Regions from separate parts of the Homo sapiens genome. Here region 1 is linked to region 2. Evidence: chromatin loops called from intact Hi-C (ENCODE). Cell type or tissue: CD14-positive monocyte. All regions are shown on one strand. Each heading gives the region's core, and the rest is flanking DNA. Links, peaks and the distances in the headings are about the cores only. Region 1 holds the start of LINC02577 (long intergenic non-protein coding RNA 2577). Region 2 overlaps PIK3CG (phosphatidylinositol-4,5-bisphosphate 3-kinase catalytic subunit gamma).

Region 1 (12,182 bases), core at 2,253-10,252, 92 kb before region 2:
AGATACTCATGGGGGATTTAACACCAAATTTTGTTTTGGAACCTATAGTCACTCACTGTTCCAATCTGAAAAATACATAGATGTATCTCAAGTGTATATATTGGTTACCAGCTGGTAGTTTCTCAAATATCTCCATTTCTTTCAGCTGCTTCACACTCACTACCAAGCAAAAAGGTAGGCTTCCTATGAGCAATGATATGAAATAATGTCATAGGTAAATCAAAATAATCTAGATGAAAATAAAATCAGAGTCACAATCCAATTAGTATTTAATATCTCTGTAATTGAGTGTATGCTAATAATCTTTGAACATTTAGTTTCTTAAAACAGAAAAACCAAATACAGGTACATTCATCTCATTCATTACATTTAATTTTCTACTAACAAGAATGTTCAAGTTTTACAGGGCGAGTATCCCTTATCTGAAATGCTTGGGATGAGAAGTGTTTCCAATTTTGATTTTTTCCCAGTTTTGGAATATTTGCATTATACTTACTGGTTGAGCATCCCTAATTCAAAAATCCAAAATCTGAAATGCTCCAATGAGCATTTCCTTTGAGTACCATGTTGGCACTCAAAAATTTCAAATTTTGGAGCATTTCAGGTTTCAGATTTTTTGATTAAGGATACTCAACTTGTACTATCAAACTGGGAGCTCAAACTAGGACATCATTCCAAAGAAACCTTCCAGAATGTCATGACGTCGTAATTAAATGTTTTTGTTACAGAAAGGGGTCTCAGTTCAGAACCCAAGAGAGGGTTCTTGGACCTCACGCAAGAAAGAATTCAAGGCAAGTCCATACAGTAAAGTGAAAGCAAGTTTATCAGGAAAGTAAAGGAATAAAGAATGGCTACTCCATAGGCAGAATAGCGGCATGGGCTGCTCGACTGATGATACTTTTTGTTACTTCCTGATTATATGCTAAACAAGGGGTTGATGATTCATGAGTCTCCAGGAAAGGGGTGGGCAATTCTCGGAACTGAGGGTTCCCGCCTCTGCCCCTGCCGACTTCTTAGACCATATAGGGTAACTTCCTGATGTTGCCATGGCATTTGTAAACTGTATGGCACTGGCGGGAGTGTCTTTAGCATGTTAGCGCATTATATAATTAGTGTATAATGAGCAGTGAGACGACTGGAGGTCACTTTCATCGCCATCTTGGTTTTGGTGGGTTTTGGACAGCTTCTTTACGCATGCTGTTTTATCAGCAAGGTCTTTGTGACCTGTATCTTGTGCCGACCTCCTATCTCATCCTGTGACTAGGAATGCCTTAACCTCCTGGAATGCAGCTCAGTAAGTCTCAGCCTTATTTTACCCACCCCCTATTCAAGATGGAATTGCTCTGGTTCAAAAGCCTCTGACAGGTAGAAATTCAGATGTTAGAATATTTTACCTCCTTAAAATAATTTAAAGGACCAATTACTGTATAGCTTATTTATTTGGATATTTTATATGATGTTTTCTAAACATATAGTATTTGTCAGTGTTTCCAGTGACAAGGTTTTTTGTGAAGGGATTTAGACCAGTGGGGAGCCCAAGGATATTTATTTTGCTGTCGTTCTTGAGTCACTATAAATATTTCAGTTAAGAGTAGTCATAGGAGAGCAAGCAATTGGAGCTATCTGGATTTGAAAGTACTTCAGCTTTCTTCAGCATCCATGCTATCAGTAGCTGCCTAACCTTGCCTTCTGATATTATGCAAGAATTGGACGCTTCTAGCTAACAAACCTTCACTCATGCTGGCTTTTCCCATCCTTTGATCCCTTACCTTGATGCTGCTTTATGATGCCAAAACACCTCAAAGCTTGAACTTGGATAGCATCAAAACATAAAGACAGTACTGAATCAGCTCATGAATCCTCAAAATCAAAAGTCCTTCTCCCCTGTCCGCATGTCCAGCATTTGTGACTTAGTGAATCATAGGGTGGGGAAGTGACTCACAGTCAGCCCAACAGCACTCTTTTTTTCATTAGTTGTTTCTGAAGAATTGTAAAGTTCTGAATTCAAAGCGTGCTTATAAGTTATCGAGATGGACTTTTTCTCCCCTGCAGCATGCCAGAAACTATACAATCCACCCCCTCTGAAGGAGTTTGTTCATTTAAAAAAAAAAAAAGGGTAAGCATGTTTTTAAAATTTAGTTGCAGCAGACAGTACAGAAAACAGTTATTATGGCCACAGCACATGTTGCCTGGGTCTGCTGCTTTTTCTTCTTTCCTATTTTCTCTCATCCCTTTGTTCCACTAAATCCTCCTGCTCCTACCCCCTTTTACCACCACCCCCTCCTCTTCCTCCCTCCTCCACCCTGGATCCCTAGAGAGGGTTGACCTGGGGGCTAGGTAATAATCCCAGAAAGGGCTTGGGATTCCAAATTGCCAGAGATCAAGAAGGCCATCCAGGGAAAACCTGGAAGGACACAGAGTGGTCAGTGTAAATGCATCCACGTGCTCCAAGTGGGCAAAGTAATTGGTTAAAATGTGTAAATGTAAATGCTAAAAATCGAATCTCTATAGAGTGGCCAATGCTATAAAAGGATTACCTTATTCTAAACAATTTTTTCATTCTGTATTTTTCCTGCCAATCTATATATTGTTCATTATTTCACCTTCTCCTTGTTGTTTTCCTGAGCTTTGGGCAAACCTCATCACTTAATGCATGCAATAAATGGGAGTAAGTTCAATTTTTCATCGAGGATAACCATGATAAAAAAAAGAAAGAAGAAATTCACTAATACTACAAACTGTGTTAACCTTGACATGAGAACTTTCAGAGGAGTAGTGGAGGCAAAAGCTTGATTGGAAGGGACTGAAGGGAATGGGAGGAGAAGAATTGAAGGCAGTAAGTATAGACAACCCCAGAAGAATCATTCAGTGAAGAGCAGCAGAGATAGTAGAGCTGGAGGGAGAGTTACAGGTGGATGTGGGGTCAAGAAAGTTTTTAATATAATTAATGTGAGAGAAATAAGAGCATCTTTATATGGTGATAGTAATGATGAGGCCAAGAGGGGAAAAACTGATGACATAGGGGAGGGAGTGTATTAGTCCATTCTCATACTGCTATGAAGAAATACCTGAGACTGGGTAATTTATAAAGAAAAAGAGGCTTAATGGACTCACAGTTCCACATGGCTGGGGAGGCCTCACAATTATGGCAGAAGACAAAGGAGGAACAAATGCACATCTTACATGGCGGCAGGCAAGAGAGCGTGTGCAGGGGAAGTGCCCTATATAAAACCGTCAGATCTTGTGAGACTTGTTCACTATCACAAGAACAGCACAGGAAAAACCTGTCTTCAAGATGCAATTACCTCCCACCAGATCCGTCCCACAACACATGGGGATTATGGTAGCTACAATTCAAGATGAGATTTGGGTGGGGACAGGGCCAAACCATATCAGGGAGTATGTTTGCCTTTGCCAAGCAGCATTAAGGGTTTATGTTCATGAATTTAAGATGGGAGTGGAAGGACTGCTGGAGATGGAGCATGTTAGGGGTTAAATTGTATGCCCCCCTCAAAAAAAAATTTAAGTGTTGAAGTCCTAACCTCTGGTACCTCAGAATGTTACCTTACTTATCCTGACTAGTTAAGATGAGGGGGTGTCCTAATCCAGTGTGACTGGTGTCCTTATAAAAATAGGAAATTTGGGTGCAGACAGGCACACAGGGAGAACACCATGTCAACACGAAGGCAGAAGTTGGAGTGATGAGTCTACAAGCCAAGGATTGCCAGCAATTCATCAGAGGCCAGGACAGCAGCCTGGGGCAGCCCCCTACATGGTACCAACTCCATCAACACCTTGATCTCAGACTTCCAACCTCCAGAACTGTGTGAGAATTCATTTCTATTCTTTAAGCCACCTAATTTGTGGCACTTTGCTTTGACAGTTCTAGCACACAGGGTGATTGAGGAAGCGTGCTAGGAAGAGAGGAAGCAGGGGTCCTAGAGTGGGCGGCATGCCTTGCAGCCGTGGAGGCCACACAGCTGTGGGAAATGACAGGGTCTGCAATCACGGTGATGAAAGGGGAAGGACCAGATTGTGAGAGGAAAGGTCAGTAGGGAACTGAGAGACCAGGATAATGGAGGGACAATCCATGTGTAAGTTGAACTTGCCCAGAGTTAAGACAGGAAGAGGAATGCAATGGTGAGGCAGGAACACTGAGGAACCAGGGGGAATGACTTCAGGATGACAGATGTCACAAAATGAGAAGTCAGGTGACATAACCTGATGACCTGAGATTCAATGCAGGACACTTTTAGGAAAGAGAAAGAGGTAATGATGCAGAAGTGGCAATGAGGAGTGTAAAAGAAACGCACCCCACCTCCAGGCCCCATGGCACAACTGGAGGGAGCAAACCACAGCCACCACGGGACAAGGAGAATAACGACAGAATCAGAAGGCAGTGTTCCCAGAGGACAGCCATGTTTTCATCAGAGTGAGATGGTGCTGGAAGAGTCAGAGCCAAGGTTGACACTATTGGGTTTTGCTAATAATGGACTGTGAGTTCCAGCAGGGCCCAAAAGGGGCTTCAGGATTGGGCAAGGGTAGATGTCCTCCTCTAGTCCATGACCAATGCTGATCCACACTGGACTAATTACTTCCCTGATTCCAAGCTAGTAGATGGGTAGCAGTAAATGTTCCATCTCCAGCTGTACTCACCTTGTTGACTTTATTTTCTAACTGTAGCTAATTCTGTCCCAGGACCTGGCTATTACACAGGCTGAAGCAGCAGTTAGCTCCTCTTTTCTTTGGGACCCACAGAAATCACAGCAGCTGTGTTGTTGTGGGGTTTCTTGGCGTTTGTTTTGGTTTGGTTTGTTTTTTTTGCCAGTAATTTTTTTCCCAGAAAGGCATTCTTTCTCTTCACTGCAGTGGAAGTGAGAGAGGGAGAGAGGGTGCAGAGAGGGAGAGGGCAAGTAATCAGATTCCAAGATGACCATCTCCCCAGAAGGCTTTCACTATTCCTCAACATATGGCATCATTTTAGCATCCTCAGCTCTGTTAGTTTGAGGGTAACCTCAGCAAACATGCCCCTCTCATGAGCAAGGTATGTGGTTTGACAAGCAGACTGTGACTTTTGTGATTAGAAAAAAGCATCCTTCCTCCTGGTGAATGCAGGCCATGTCAGGGCGCTCAGCTTGACAAGGAGACAGTAGGCTGGATTTTAGATCCTATTCATTTCTTGGGCTAAGTATTCTTACACAGTCAACAACCTGGACAACTGTACATAGCAGATCTAATGGGAGAAAAGTAATTGGGTGTTTTAAGGAATATTTTCATTAAAGTATGTGGAATATGGTATCAAGTAGTGACTGTCATGTAACAATGCCTTTTACACATTCCAATGTGTGTGAAATACAAAAAAAAAGTTTCCGTGTTAATCCCCTTATAAAATAATTGAAGAAGTCTTTTTTATGTGCAATTGTTTCTGAAAATATGTTAAAGTTACCCAGAAAAGTGTTCACATTTTCAGACTATTATCTCATTCTAGGAAAAATTAGGACAACTTGACTCATGCTGGGGAGGCTAGAATCCTGGAGAGAATGAAATTAGAAAAACCTAGATTTTGGGTCCCCCAAGATAGCTCAAGTCTGTCAGTTCTGCAAAACAGAATTATGCCCCATTCCCATTCTCTCACTCCTTACCTGAGATGCAGACAGGGCTTAGAAAGGACACGCCAAGATTTGCTGCCTTGCCACACAAGCTGGGTTTTCCCTCCCTGGGCCCTGCCAGCCTGGAGGTCATATTTCCTTTACCTTTTGTCCATTTTTCCCTCCCTGGGGCCTGGCTTGAAGGACAATTCTTGTTTAGAAGAAATCAAGTCTAAGATGTTACTAATCTGGAAATGTTGATCTGGTCTGCCTCTAACATTTGTGGGGCCCAAAGCAAGAGTACAGACTAAGGTCCCCAAACCATGTGTCTAGTTATTTAGAAGTTATAAATCAAAGCTAACAAACTGCTGAATAAAAGATCCTATTCTCCTATCTGATAAATATACCCTCCAAACAACCCAGAAACCCAAGGTAGGAATGCGGTGGCACAGGGAGTGCTAACTCCTGGCTCACAGCCCATGCTCCCTCTTTTCCCACAGCCAGCCCTCCATGAATGAGGAACTTCCTGGGGCCACTAGTGCATGCTGCAGCTCACACAGTCAACTCCATCCACACCTCCACAAACAGCTGCCCTTTGGCCACTACTCAGGCGTAAGGACACACCCAGCAGGGTATGCCCTCTGGAGGTCAGACCAGGGAAGAAGCCCTTGCACAGTCAGGAGCCAGCTCAGCACCTGTGATGCTGAATTCTATGTGGCAACTTGACTGGACGCAGGTGCTCGGATTAAACCTGATTTCTGGGTATGTCTGTGAGGGTATTTCCAGAGGAGATTAGAATTTGAATCCGTGGATTGGCAAAGTTGGTGTCTGCCCCAGTGTGGGTGGTCACCATCTACTCTCCTGAGGGCCTGAAGAGAACAAAAGGCAAAGGAAGGAGGAATTCGCCCTTAACTTGCTTGCCGCCTGCCTGCTTGAGCAGAGACATTTCATCACATCTTCTCTGGCCCTCGACTGAGATTCACACCATTGGCTTCCCTGGTTCTCAGGCATTTTGACTTGGACTGAACTACACCATTGGCTTTCCTGGGCTCCAGCTTGCACATAGCAGATTGTGGGATTTCTCAGCCTCTATTATTACAGGCGCCAGTTCTTCAAAATCAACCTCTCTCTCTCTGTCTCTCTCTCTCTCCCTAGATCACAGTCTGGAAGTCTGCTCACAGTCTCAAGGTTGGCATATCCCCTAGAGCCCCCAGACTCCTCATCCCATGGAGACCAACATGGCCAGGGGAGGGCCAGAGCAGGGCCTTCTAAATCACAGACCCCAGGGCAGGAGCCCCTCCGGTCTGGATCTAAGGATGGTATTTTCAACAATTCCTAAATTTTTATCCTAGGCTCTCCAAATGGGAGTCTAAAGGTCTCAAAACATGGTCCAGAAGAAGTATGCAAAAATGTAAATTCCTAGGCCCCAACCCAGACCTATGAATCAGATGATCTGTATGGGGGTTCAAGGAATCTATATTATTAAACAATCTTCCTAAATGACTTGTATTCATACTAAAGCTTGAGAATTGCTATCAAACAGCTAGAAGTTGGAGTGAAGGGTCCTGCCTTTCCCATGAAATTCATCAACTCTATGCCCTCAAAAGCTGGGCTCTTGGATGAGCTGCTCTCCATTCTAGAGACATTACCAGCTAGGTAGCCTGCTGGTCCTCAGGAAGTTAAGCCCAGACTCTTCAGCACAGAATCAGATAAACACTGATTACATTGTACTCTACAGTTCTGAGAACACCATTACTTAATTCCCGGCAAGTTGCAATGTAATTGAGTAGGTTGTAGTTTTTTGGGTTTGGGGTTTTTTTGTTTTTTAAATATATCAGGCGTAGTTAGCCAGCTTCCTAGAAACACCATGATCTCTTGGTGAAAATTCCAGAAATATGCATCACTTCCTAATTAAAGTAGGGAATTTTTAAAAATTATTAAACCACATGCTTTCTAATTCCTATTGCCCTTTCTTTTCACCCACCATTCAGCAGTCAGCAGACACTTTCTGGGTACAACAGGGTAGGACCATCCAGGCAGAACAAAAGCCATTGATCATGAACTACAGAGGAGAGTTTGGTAAATGGACACCAGAAACCATGGCCTACAGGGGCCTGGTTTTCTCCCATCTAAATACTAACTAGGCCCAACGCTAGTTGGGCTTAGCTTCCTAGATCAGATGAAATTGGGCACATTTAGGGTTGGGGGTATGGCTCTCTATTGTAAGTAGCAAGAGTTTGAGAGAAGAAAAAAGGGATTTTCTTTTTTTTTTCTTTTAAATTTTAGAGCATTAACTTTAAACATCAAGATCCAAACCCCAAGGATTCAGAGAATCTTGTACTATAAACCATTTGTATTAGTCAGGGTTCTCCAGAGAAACAGAACCCATAGGAGGTATAGAGATAGAGAAATATGGAATTGGCTCCCATGATTATGGAGGCTGAGAAGTCCCTCAATCTGCTGTCTGTGAGCTGGAGACCTAGGAAAGCTTAGCTGGTGGTACAAACCAGCCCAAGTGCAAAGGCCCAAGAACTAAGAGCACCATTGTCAGAGAGCAGGAAAAGACAGATGTCCCAGCTCAAAAAGAGAGAGCAAATTCACCTTCCTTCCACCATTTTATTCCGTCCTGTTCCATTCCTCAACAGGTTGGATGATGAGGGAGATCTTTATCCATCTCAAGTTTTTTGTGCAAATATGGAATACAAATGAAAAATACTTAAAGCACATCATCATTGATTTCCAACTTAGACTAGTTTAACTTCCCTTTTTCTTCTATCCTGTCAGTTCCTTGAGGGATCCTCTCTCCTTGTTCATCTCTGCATCTCTAGTAATTAGCACAGTGCCAGGCACATGGTAATATGGCTAAAACAGTGGATTATTGGTCTCCAACATAATTAAGCCCATCCAAAAGAAAAACCAACCTCATAAATCTGCTTTGCAAAGTTCATAAACAATGGATATGCTATGTCTCAAAGGTGCTGGCCAAAAAAATTTAAGAACTTGGGAATTATGTGTTATTTTGTTTGTTTTTTTCACCAAGCCTACTTTTCTGTCACAAGAGCCCATATCAACAACACACCCATGTATGTCCTTCTTTTTATCTACTTTTCTCCATGAAGTTTGTCACCATCAACTGTTAAAACTGTAAAGATTTGATCAGCTAAATAAGTGGTCTTTGAACTAATTCCTCTCGTACTTCCTAAAGGAACTTTGAAAAACTATGTATCCCCTTGCACATTTTCAAGCAGACACCTAAGATTTTTCATCATAAATTTGAATAACTTCAAAATATGTACTTATTAGCATATTGTAAATATTGATTTTTAAATAAAATATATCACACTTTGTATCCAATGAACTCTAAACACCATAGCAATTTGACACTTACTCTCCCACCCTCAGTCTTAAAAATTCACCAACAACCTCTTTTTTAACAACCGAAAAATTTGTATTATTCCTTTTTAAAATTTTGAAGTTTTCTGGATTGAATTATTTTTATAATGATTTTTAGTATACAACTGACCAAAGCAACATAAATATATAGCATATTTTGATAAATAATTATAAAACATAGCAAGTTATGTGTTATTGGAAAATTAAACTAAATGAATGGATCTTTTTAAATTAGTTCGGGTATCTGTGGCTGTTCCTAACTGTTAAAATGAGACAGAGTCAGCGTCAATTCTACTCTTATTTTTTATTTTTTTAGACGTAAGCCCTGAGAAAACTTGTTCAATTAAATAAGTAATGAGAATGTTAGGCATTTTCTGATAAAAATGTCACTCTGTTATTTGAATGCCTTCTTGATTATAAGTCAAAAAGTACATAGTGATCTATTATCAAAAACTATTGGCCTATCTGTTGACAACTTGGGTAGGTCCTCCTTTAATTTTATTGAAAGCAAAGAATTGGAAACTACCTAATTTACAAAAAAAAGAAGAAGAAGAAGAAGAAGAAGAAATGTGTTACCTAATTATTAGAGCTCACTTTCTAAGTTTCTAGGAAGTATGACCCAAAAAAGCTTGGCCAAGACTTATCACATGGCTGTTGATTATACCATCACCCTTTTACTTACAGGCGTCTTGCTTATGGACCTAAAAAAGATGAAACTGGAGTTAGAAACAAAAACAGAAAATTGTAAATTGTGCATTTGGGGACTTTTCTCCTTGACTGTGAACAGAGACCTATATACAATGCCAAATTTCATTTTTTAAGAATGTCTCAAAATGCAGAGTAAAGAAATGACAGAAGGACAGACACTTGGGGATATTCATGTATATACTAATAACTTCTTCCCAAATATGACTGAAGACAATACACTTAGCAGAACTGAAATCAATATATTAACATCTGAAAGGGAGAAATTAATCCTAATTCAATCAAGCCAGTTTTCTAAAGTTCAGGTCATTGCATATTAGATTTACATTTTGGAAAAATTTTTTTTGCTTTTGAACCAATAGATTTCTGCTTTTGACAGTATAGTTTAAATACTTTATGTAAGTTGACAGCAAGAGAAAGAACTTAGTCACCAATAAGTATAGTACAAGATTATGGAAAGCACATTAAGGACCTCTAAGCACATTAGTTAGAGTATAATCTGCAATATATTCCTGTTAAATTACTTAATGCTAATTCTGTGGACTGAATTTCATTCCCCCAAAATTTATATTTTGAAGGCTTAACCCTTAATGTGACTATATTTGGAAATAGTGCCTGTGAAGAGGTGATAAAGGTTAAATGAGGTCACAGGCTGGGGTCCTACTTCACTAGGACTGGTGTCCTTTAAAGAAGAGGACAAGATGCCAGATGCTCTCGTTCATGTGCCCCCTTTCTCTCTCTCTCTCTCTCGCTGGTTCACTCTCTCTCTCTCTCCTCCTGCCCCCCATGTGAGGATATAAGGAGAAGGCAGCCATCTGCCAGCCAGGAAGAGAGCCCACACCAGAACTTGACCATGCTGACACCCTAATCTTGGATTTCTAGCCTCCAGAGTTATGAGAAAATAAATTTCTGTTATTTAAACCACCTGGTGCATGGTATTTTGTTATGGCAACACAAGCTGACTTATATACCTAATAACTACATGGCAGGAATTAATACATGAACGGGAAAGTTGTTCATGAGTGACAGTGAGCAGGAGACCTGTACCTTCATCAGAAATGAATATAGATTTCATATTTTGCTAACTTTTAGCAAAAATTAATGAAAGTGTTTCTCCTATAAATCTGAGTAAATATTTAAGAAAATACAAAATACTAACTTACCTCTAATATGTGTTTCTTTTGTTAGAAAATGTAGCCTTGATATGTTGGAAGAAACTGTAGTCTTTTCACCTTGAAGTTATGCAAATTACACTCCTGAGACATAGAGTAAAATGCAGCTAAATGAGAGTATTCACAGAGCTTGCTCTCATTACTGAGATGGTGAAATTGCAGAGAAAATGTGGTTCATAGCTCACTGGCATTTCCCAGTACACTTCTTACAAATCTTGAATATTTCAAGATAGACAGAGACCTCCCATGAGTTTGCCACCTGGATGAATAACTTACTGCCATCTTCAATATTTCTTTTTTCTTTTTCTTTTTTTTTTTTTTTTGAGATGGAGTCTCGCTCTGTCACCCAGGCTGGAGTGCAGTGGCGCGGTCTCAACTCACTGCAACCTCCGTCTCCCAGGTTCACGCCATTCTCCTGCCTCAGCCTCCTGAGCAGCTGGGACTACAGGCACTCGCCACCACACCCAGCTAATTTTTTGTATTTTTAGTAGAGATGGGGTTTCACCGTGTTAGCCAGGATGGTCTCGATCTCCTGACCTCGTGATCCGCCCGTCTCGGCCTCCCAAAGTGCTGGGATTACAGGCGTGAGCCACCGCGCCCGGCCAATATTTCTAAGAGATGTTCTCTTTGTTTTTTTCTTTGTTTTTTTTTTTTTTTTTTTTTTTGAGATGGAGTCTTACTCTGTCACCGAGGTTGAAGTACAGTGGTGTGATCTCGGCTCACTGCAACCTCCACCTCCTGGGTTCAAGCGATTCTCCTGCTTCAGCCTCCTGAGTAGCTGGGATTATGGGGTCCCACCACTATGCCCGGCTAATTTTTGTATTTTTAGTAGAGACTGGGTTTCGCCATGTTGGCCAGGCTGATCTCGAGCTCCTGACCTCAAGTGATCTGCCCGCCTTGGCCTGCCAAAGTGCTGGGATTACAGGCGTGAGCCACTGTGCCCAGCCTGCTTTATTCTCAAGTCTCTTTCCTCAGGAACAATGCCTTCTTTGCCAGTAGTGAAGACAGGAGGAAAATGCCATCACTTCTCCTGCCTAATTCCATGATACTCCTGAAGTCCAAACACCCCGACATGGGTGAGCATACCTGCTTAAGGTATGCTTTGCCCCTAAAAGAGATAAGCATAAGACAGAGAAAGATAATATGCCCTGCACCTTTGGTTTATGCTGGTTTGATTAAAGGAAAATACCCATAGTATTTCCTTCAACAGAGTATTTCCTTTGAGAGTCTCTCTCTCTCTCAAATACCCATAGTTTGACTTTCCTCAGCTTGGTGTCCCAGAGGTTTGTATACCCAGGGCAATTAAGGTACCACAGCATAATTT
Region 2 (8,000 bases), core at 1-8,000:
CACTTCCTCCTGCTCTATCAGAAGAAGGGGCAGTGGTACGAGATCTACGACAAGTACCAGGTGGTGCAGACTCTGGACTGCCTGCGCTACTGGAAGGCCACGCACCGGAGCCCGGGCCAGATCCACCTGGTGCAGCGGCACCCGCCCTCCGAGGAGTCCCAAGCCTTCCAGCGGCAGCTCACGGCGCTGATTGGCTATGACGTCACTGACGTCAGCAACGTGCACGACGATGAGCTGGAGTTCACGCGCCGTGGCTTGGTGACCCCGCGCATGGCGGAGGTGGCCAGCCGCGACCCCAAGCTCTACGCCATGCACCCGTGGGTGACGTCCAAGCCCCTCCCGGAGTACCTGTGGAAGAAGATTGCCAACAACTGCATCTTCATCGTCATTCACCGCAGCACCACCAGCCAGACCATTAAGGTCTCACCCGACGACACCCCCGGCGCCATCCTGCAGAGCTTCTTCACCAAGATGGCCAAGAAGAAATCTCTGATGGATATTCCCGAAAGCCAAAGCGAACAGGATTTTGTGCTGCGCGTCTGTGGCCGGGATGAGTACCTGGTGGGCGAAACGCCCATCAAAAACTTCCAGTGGGTGAGGCACTGCCTCAAGAACGGAGAAGAGATTCACGTGGTACTGGACACGCCTCCAGACCCGGCCCTAGACGAGGTGAGGAAGGAAGAGTGGCCACTGGTGGATGACTGCACGGGAGTCACCGGCTACCATGAGCAGCTTACCATCCACGGCAAGGACCACGAGAGTGTGTTCACCGTGTCCCTGTGGGACTGCGACCGCAAGTTCAGGGTCAAGATCAGAGGCATTGATATCCCCGTCCTGCCTCGGAACACCGACCTCACAGTTTTTGTAGAGGCAAACATCCAGCATGGGCAACAAGTCCTTTGCCAAAGGAGAACCAGCCCCAAACCCTTCACAGAGGAGGTGCTGTGGAATGTGTGGCTTGAGTTCAGTATCAAAATCAAAGACTTGCCCAAAGGGGCTCTACTGAACCTCCAGATCTACTGCGGTAAAGCTCCAGCACTGTCCAGCAAGGCCTCTGCAGAGTCCCCCAGTTCTGAGTCCAAGGGCAAAGTTCAGCTTCTCTATTATGTGAACCTGCTGCTGATAGACCACCGTTTCCTCCTGCGCCGTGGAGAATACGTCCTCCACATGTGGCAGATATCTGGGAAGGGAGAAGACCAAGGAAGCTTCAATGCTGACAAACTCACGTCTGCAACTAACCCAGACAAGGAGAACTCAATGTCCATCTCCATTCTTCTGGACAATTACTGCCACCCGATAGCCCTGCCTAAGCATCAGCCCACCCCTGACCCGGAAGGGGACCGGGTTCGAGCAGAAATGCCCAACCAGCTTCGCAAGCAATTGGAGGCGATCATAGCCACTGATCCACTTAACCCTCTCACAGCAGAGGACAAAGAATTGCTCTGGCATTTTAGATACGAAAGCCTTAAGCACCCAAAAGCATATCCTAAGCTATTTAGTTCAGTGAAATGGGGACAGCAAGAAATTGTGGCCAAAACATACCAATTGTTGGCCAGAAGGGAAGTCTGGGATCAAAGTGCTTTGGATGTTGGGTTAACAATGCAGCTCCTGGACTGCAACTTCTCAGATGAAAATGTAAGAGCCATTGCAGTTCAGAAACTGGAGAGCTTGGAGGACGATGATGTTCTGCATTACCTTCTACAATTGGTCCAGGTAGGGGATGTTGGTGTTATCAATGGAAGCCTTCTCAAAAGGAATTGATTTGCATATGCACAGGCACTCCATTCAGTTGTCATCAAATGCCCTTTGTTCAGAGCTTCATCATCGGCAAAAGTAGATATGATGAAGCTGCCTCAAAAAGTAGTAAACTGTTCCATGTACATTTTTACTGTCTCGGAGGGTTTGCTGACAAGGGTTTTGCAGACATTAGTACTTCACGTTTTTAGGAGAATTGGCCCTGTGGGAATACTTTGTTCTCATTTATTATTTTAATGATAGATTGCACTTACTGAATGCTTTCTTGTGCCAAGGCTCCAAGTGACTGACATGCTTTCAGTGTATTATCTCATTTAACTCTTCCAATAACTATGATGGAGGTCAAATTGACATTTGCACTTTTTACATGAGGAAACTGAGGTACAAAGAGGCTAAGTAATGTGCCCAAGGTCACATACTTTGAAAGAGGTAGACCAGAATTCAAACCCAGGAGGTCTCCCTCCAGATCCTGCTCTTTTCACTACCCCAAATCCTTCACAAATCCACCACCATATCCTTCATCAGTCTGGTGTCAGGATTCTGGGGCTAGAGATAAAAGGTCTTATTCTCTGTGTATGTCTGTTACAGTTCACAGAATAATATCTCATATCTGGGTAGAGTCTTGAAAGCTCCTCTCTGCAGATAGGTACAGGACTGTATGTATTTCTGCTCCGTTTCTCATGATGTTCCCTGGGGTCCTGAGAGGACAAGTGATTTTTCTAAGGTTTAGTTAAGAAGTTAAAGAAAGAAGGGGGAACAGTTCCCCTGCTCACTTTAGCAGTTCTCAACTTATATTGTACTGCTTGACAAGGGAAAAGAAGTAAAGGAATTTGAATAGAAATGCTATTTTAGAGCACAGCCTTCATTCATTAATTCAACAACATGTACTGAGAAGACTGGCATTAAATGAGTACACACACAAATAGATGTTTAATACCAAATTGTGACAAATACTTTAGGGAAAACTATACCGTATTATGAGAAAACAGTCCAGGGGTCCAAGGGACACTTAATTTTGATTAAGAGACCCCGGGACAGTTCTGAGTAAGTGACATTTGACCTGAGATCTTTAGGATTAGCCAGACTAAATTTTACACACTAAACTATCTAATCACTATCCGTATTTATAGGAAGTTCTGGAGTTTTCTGATAAGCATTTTGGATAGCCTCAACTTAAACTCTCAATCTTCACCTTCCTGTTAGATACTTGAAACATTACATTTGGCTTTGTTTTCATCCATTAAATATATTCAGTAGTTTTTTCACTAGTTGAGATATTTGTATAACACTAAAGAATTTTAGAATAATTAAAGAATCTTCAGTTTTCTAGCTCTCCATAACAGAAACAACATGAAAAAAACTTGGATGAGCTCTGTTGCAAACCCCAAGGCTAACAGGAATTATTTTTCATTGTCATGTTCACAAGTAAACTTTAAAGAGCTGGAAAATGAATAATGTTCTTTTTAGAAATGTGTTAAATGAAAGAGGTCAATACATAATATTAACATTGAATTTGTGGTCTTAAATCTGAAGAAGAATAGTCATTTGTAAAACTACTTGAGACATTTTCAGCTATGGCTAAATGACTCATTCCTGATCAAAATGGTCTCCTAGTTGAGATCTGCACTGTCTTTACAGAAGTGAAACCTGAAGAAGGTCAGAAAGACTCACATCTGGCTTAGAAACTTAAAACATTGCGAAAATGAGTACTGGTGGCTAAAAGACCACATTCTCAGAATTAAGGCCTTTGATGCAGCTACAGTGGCACCTATTTGACCATACTTTTGAAAAGCATTTTTGTAAACACTTGTATAATTGAAACATGATGAAGCCACTAGTGATCATGTCCAAACTGGAAAACCAGAGGAAGAATTATAAATCCTTCCAAGAAGCCTCCAGTTCCTAAAATATAAACTAGAATGTGAATTTCTTCCGTTCCTTAGGAAAAAAGGATACACCATTTCTATTCATAAAGTGTATACTCTGAGATATTTAATATTAAGTCTTTCTTCATGTTTACATATAACATCTATCCTCTAACTTTATATATGCTTTTATAATAATCTGAACAATGTTAGTGTTGCTGCTTTTAAAATTATGAACTATTTCAAACTTACAGAAAAGCACAGAGAACAATGAAACACCTATGCACTCACAAGATTTAATTGTGTTTTTTACATTTTATCAGTTCTTCCTCATCAGTAATGGAGCTGTACTAAGTCAATATTCTCTAACATCAGCCAAGTGATATGAAAATTACTAAACACTAAAAATGAAGATCAAATTATACTTAAGAAAACATAAAATCAGGGACTTTTGGACAGAAAGCTCTGTACACACCACAGTGTGGCAGAGGGTAGTGATTGCTCTGTGTGGATTGATCTAGAGCCACTGTTTACTTGTAGTTAAGGACCTGTGAGACAGTTCAGTGACTTGCCAGTGAGATGCCGAAAAGGGAAGCTATAGGGCTTTTAGGATCTTTCCATCTAACAAATATTTTTCTCCTTACGTGTATTATACTATATCTCCACTGTCCATTTTCTTTCTCACATTCTCTCTTACCTTCCACTTTATAGATTGGTTACAGTGTCTCCATCTTCCCCCTCTACCCCTCCAACAAAACCAGTAAGACCTAATTAGAGCAAATTCCCTCACCTCTTCACCTTTGAATTTATCAGCAGCACATGACTGTGAGTCAAAAGTTTCATCCTCTAATCCCAGTTATGTCATCGGCTGCTCTATGATCTTAAGCAAGTGGTTCAGTCTGGTCCTAAGTGTCCTCTAACAGACAGGATTAAACTTAAGTGACTGTTAAGATTTTCATCTTTCTAGCCGTGAAGACCCAGTAAAGCAGAGCACCAGTTCTTCTCCATTTCCTTTTCCCTGATTCAACGACATAGAGTACAGTCCTACAAATGCCAATGTGTTCTTCCTTTAGGCTGTGAAATTTGAACCATACCATGATAGCGCCCTTGCCAGATTTCTGCTGAAGCGTGGTTTAAGAGTAAGTACTTCCATTTTGATAATAGCGTGAAATTTTAAGTTGCCAAGAATTAACTGGTAGACCTAAAGCATTAGTCATAATAATTTCAACTTTCTTGTACCTGCCCTCAGAACAAAAGAATTGGTCACTTTTTGTTTTGGTTCTTGAGAAGTGAGATAGCCCAGTCCAGACACTATCAGCAGAGGTTCGCTGTGATTCTGGAAGCCTATCTGAGGGGCTGTGGCACAGCCATGCTGCACGACTTTACCCAACAAGTCCAAGTAATCGAGATGTTACAAAAAGTCACCCTTGATATTAAATCGCTCTCTGCTGAAAAGTATGACGTCAGTTCCCAAGGTACGGTGGCTATATTTTCTGTGTTCTCTTTCCAAATGCCTTCATCTCCAAATGCCATTGTTCCTATAATTCTTTTTCTTCCTGGAATCCAAGTTGCATCCTCCTGAAGGCACCAAGAACACATTTTTGAGTTTTCTGTCTGCATGGAGTAAACAAATTTAAAGTTCTCCTTTTACAAGTTCATAATTTTTAACTATATATTTACATATTCTTAACTGAAAAATTAAGCAGCATTATGCAGATGTAAGATGTAGTTTTTAAGAACAGTTGCATACACAAAGATTAGATATTTCCAAATCTTTACCTTTTTCTTCACATCTCTGAATATGCACATACAGTTTTCAAGTTTACAGTCTTATAAAATGATGAATTTTTGAGAGGCTATTTTAATTTTTTGGCATTTCTTCATCTATATATCTCAGAGTGATATATAGAGATACATTCATTCTTCCCTATCTGGGGTCCTACATCTGTAAATTCAACCAAGCATGGATAGAAAACATTTGGGAAAAAAATTGCATCTGCATTGAACATGTACAGACTTTTTTTCCTGTCATTATTCCCTAAACAGTACAGTGTAACAACTATTTGCATAGCATTTACATTGTATCAGATATTATAGGTATCTAGAGATGATTTACAGTATATGGGAGGAAGTGCATAGGTCATATGCAAATACTATACCATTTTATATCAGGGGCTTGAGCATTCATGGATTATGATATCTGCAGGAGGTCCTGGAACCAATCCTTACAGACAGCAAGAGACGACTCTGTATCTGTGTGTGTGTGTGTGTGCATAAAGGTAATAAACACACACACACACACACCACCTTCTCTCTCAAGCTGTTTCCAATATCTTATTCCTACCCTAAGAAAACCTGCCCCTGCCCTAGGAAAATTAATCACTCCTTCTCTGTATTTCTGTAGATTTTGATTGATACTACATTAAATTAAAGTCTTTAACATATCTTCCTGGTCTGGTAAACTGTATCAACCTTGAATCTAGAGAATATCTCTTTTTCATTTTTATATACCTAGACCTAGCACTATGGCTCATTACATAGACACTTCATGTACTCAACCAGTATTTTAAACTCCTGAATATTTAAAATTTCTTTCTCCCTTTGATTCTTACAATGCTTCCTCCTAAAAATGATGATGGTAATAATAATATTTTATTTGCATTTTAAGAAAGGAAAACATTTGTACTGACCCTCATTCTGTCAGTCATCCAGTAATTTTTAATTCACATATTTTGCCTTTAGAATTTTAAGGCTGTCACATCCATCTTCTCTACTTCTCTACAGAACCTAACTTCCTCTTCTGAAAAGAAATTACAGAACCCTAACCAAATTCCATGTATTATTTTCTTAAAATGTCTGTTCCTCAAATCAGATGGTAGTTTAAAGTTTAATGTGCTGGAAAGAAAACTACAGTATTAATTCCTTAGCATCACCCTCAGAGCATACTTCTCTACTTGGATTGTGTTGGTGTCTATGTGTTATCCCACATATATTCACATATTTCTGTCCCCTGTTGTAGTATGTGTACATGGTTATGTTGCTCACCTTAAGCCCAATGTATCTTGCCACCTCATATGGTTAGCTCCTCAAAGGCAGGGCCCACCCACATTTCTCCTGCTCTACACCAGAACAAATATATAGAATGCTATGAATAAATGTGTTCTCAGGAAATGTAATAGATAATATTGATGATTTCTGGAACTCACATAACTCTTGTGTACTTTTGACAATTACAGTTATTTCACAACTTAAACAAAAGCTTGAAAACCTGCAGAATTCTCAACTCCCCGAAAGCTTTAGAGTTCCATATGATCCTGGACTGAAAGCAGGAGCGCTGGCAGTAGGTATCACTTGGATGTCTCCATGTGGTCTTTATGTCTTGAAGATGTCTAACGTGCTTGCTGGGGCCCAGTACTTAAAAGCTAATGTTTATGCAGAGACAGGGAAGCTGGAGAGTCTCTGGATGGGTTTCTCATAAGCCCTTGTCTAATCACTGGTTATGAAAGCCTCAATACCAGATAATTTCCCTTCCATATTTTTTAAAATCAGCTTGAGATATTCTTTGTATACAATAAAAATTGTCCATTTAAAATGTAGAATTCAGGGAACAGGCGCGGTAGCTCACGCCTGTAATCCCAGCACTTTGGGAGGCCGAGGCAGGCAGATCACGAGGTCAGGAGTTCAAGACCAGCCTGGCCAACAAGGTGAAACCCCGTCTCTACTAAAAAATACAAAAGAAAATTAGCCAGGCATGGTGGTGCATTCCTGTAATCCCAGCAACTCGGGAGGCTGAGGCAGGAGAATTGCTTGAACTAGGACCTAGGAGGTGGAGGTTGCAGTGAGCCAAGATCACGCCACTACACTCCAGCCTGGGTGACAGAGCAAGACTCCGTCTCAAAAAAAAAAAAAAAAGTAGAATTCAGTGAGTTTTGAGAAATGTATACAATTATATAACCACCGCCACAATCAAGATCTAGAACATTTCCATAGACATGTTACAGAAAAAGTTCTGTCATGTCCCATTGCAGTTAGTCCTTTTTCTCCTCCCATTCTCTGTGATAATGCAACAGATCTACTTTCTATCATAAAATGCCTTTTCTAGACTTTTATTAAGAGGAATCATATAGTATATAGTTTTATATCTGAATTATTTTACTTTCCATAATGCTTTTAAGATTCATTCATGTTATTGTATGTATCAGTAATTTGTTTCTTTTTATGACTTAGTAGTAGTCCCTTGTATGGATATACCACAGTTTGTTTTCCATTCATTTTTTGAGTAAATGTTTAACAGTGGGGTAGTTGGGTCAGATGGTGTGTGTGTGTAATTTTACAAGATACCATTTTTCCAAAGTGGTTATACCATTTAAATTCCAGCAA

The links. A loop is a pair of places that touch in the nucleus more often than their neighbours do. Peaks named below come from ENCODE experiments on the same cell type or tissue, not always from the same donor. Only the 100,000 strongest peaks of a DNase experiment are listed, where the experiment ranks them.
Region 1: a loop joins it to region 2, with 3 times the contacts of the local background. A loop is called at or near these places in 3 of 110 quality-filtered maps.

Annotation. Positions count from the first base shown.
Region 1 is chr7:106,773,907-106,786,088 of GRCh38, forward strand. LINC02577 (long intergenic non-protein coding RNA 2577) reads left to right here and starts at 1,112. Exons shown (of 5, transcript NR_170304.1): 1 at 1,112-1,294. It also overlaps the pseudogene RNA5SP236. RefSeq lists enhancers at 777-1,071, 1,183-2,382. In CD14-positive monocyte, for the core only: a CTCF peak has its summit at 6,239 (motif pointing left); no DNase peak of the experiment used is centred there.
Region 2 is chr7:106,867,844-106,875,843 of GRCh38, forward strand. PIK3CG (phosphatidylinositol-4,5-bisphosphate 3-kinase catalytic subunit gamma) reads left to right here. Exons shown (of 11, transcript NM_001282426.2): 2 at 1-1,713; 3 at 4,694-4,759; 4 at 4,870-5,095; 5 at 6,857-6,960. Among named protein-coding and RNA genes, the nearest start is that of PIK3CG, 6.6 kb to the left of the region's middle. In CD14-positive monocyte, for the core only: no CTCF peak of the experiment used is centred there; DNase peaks (open chromatin) are centred at 3,388, 4,168 and 4,468; H3K4me3 peaks cover 5,023 bases; H3K27ac peaks cover 6,563 bases.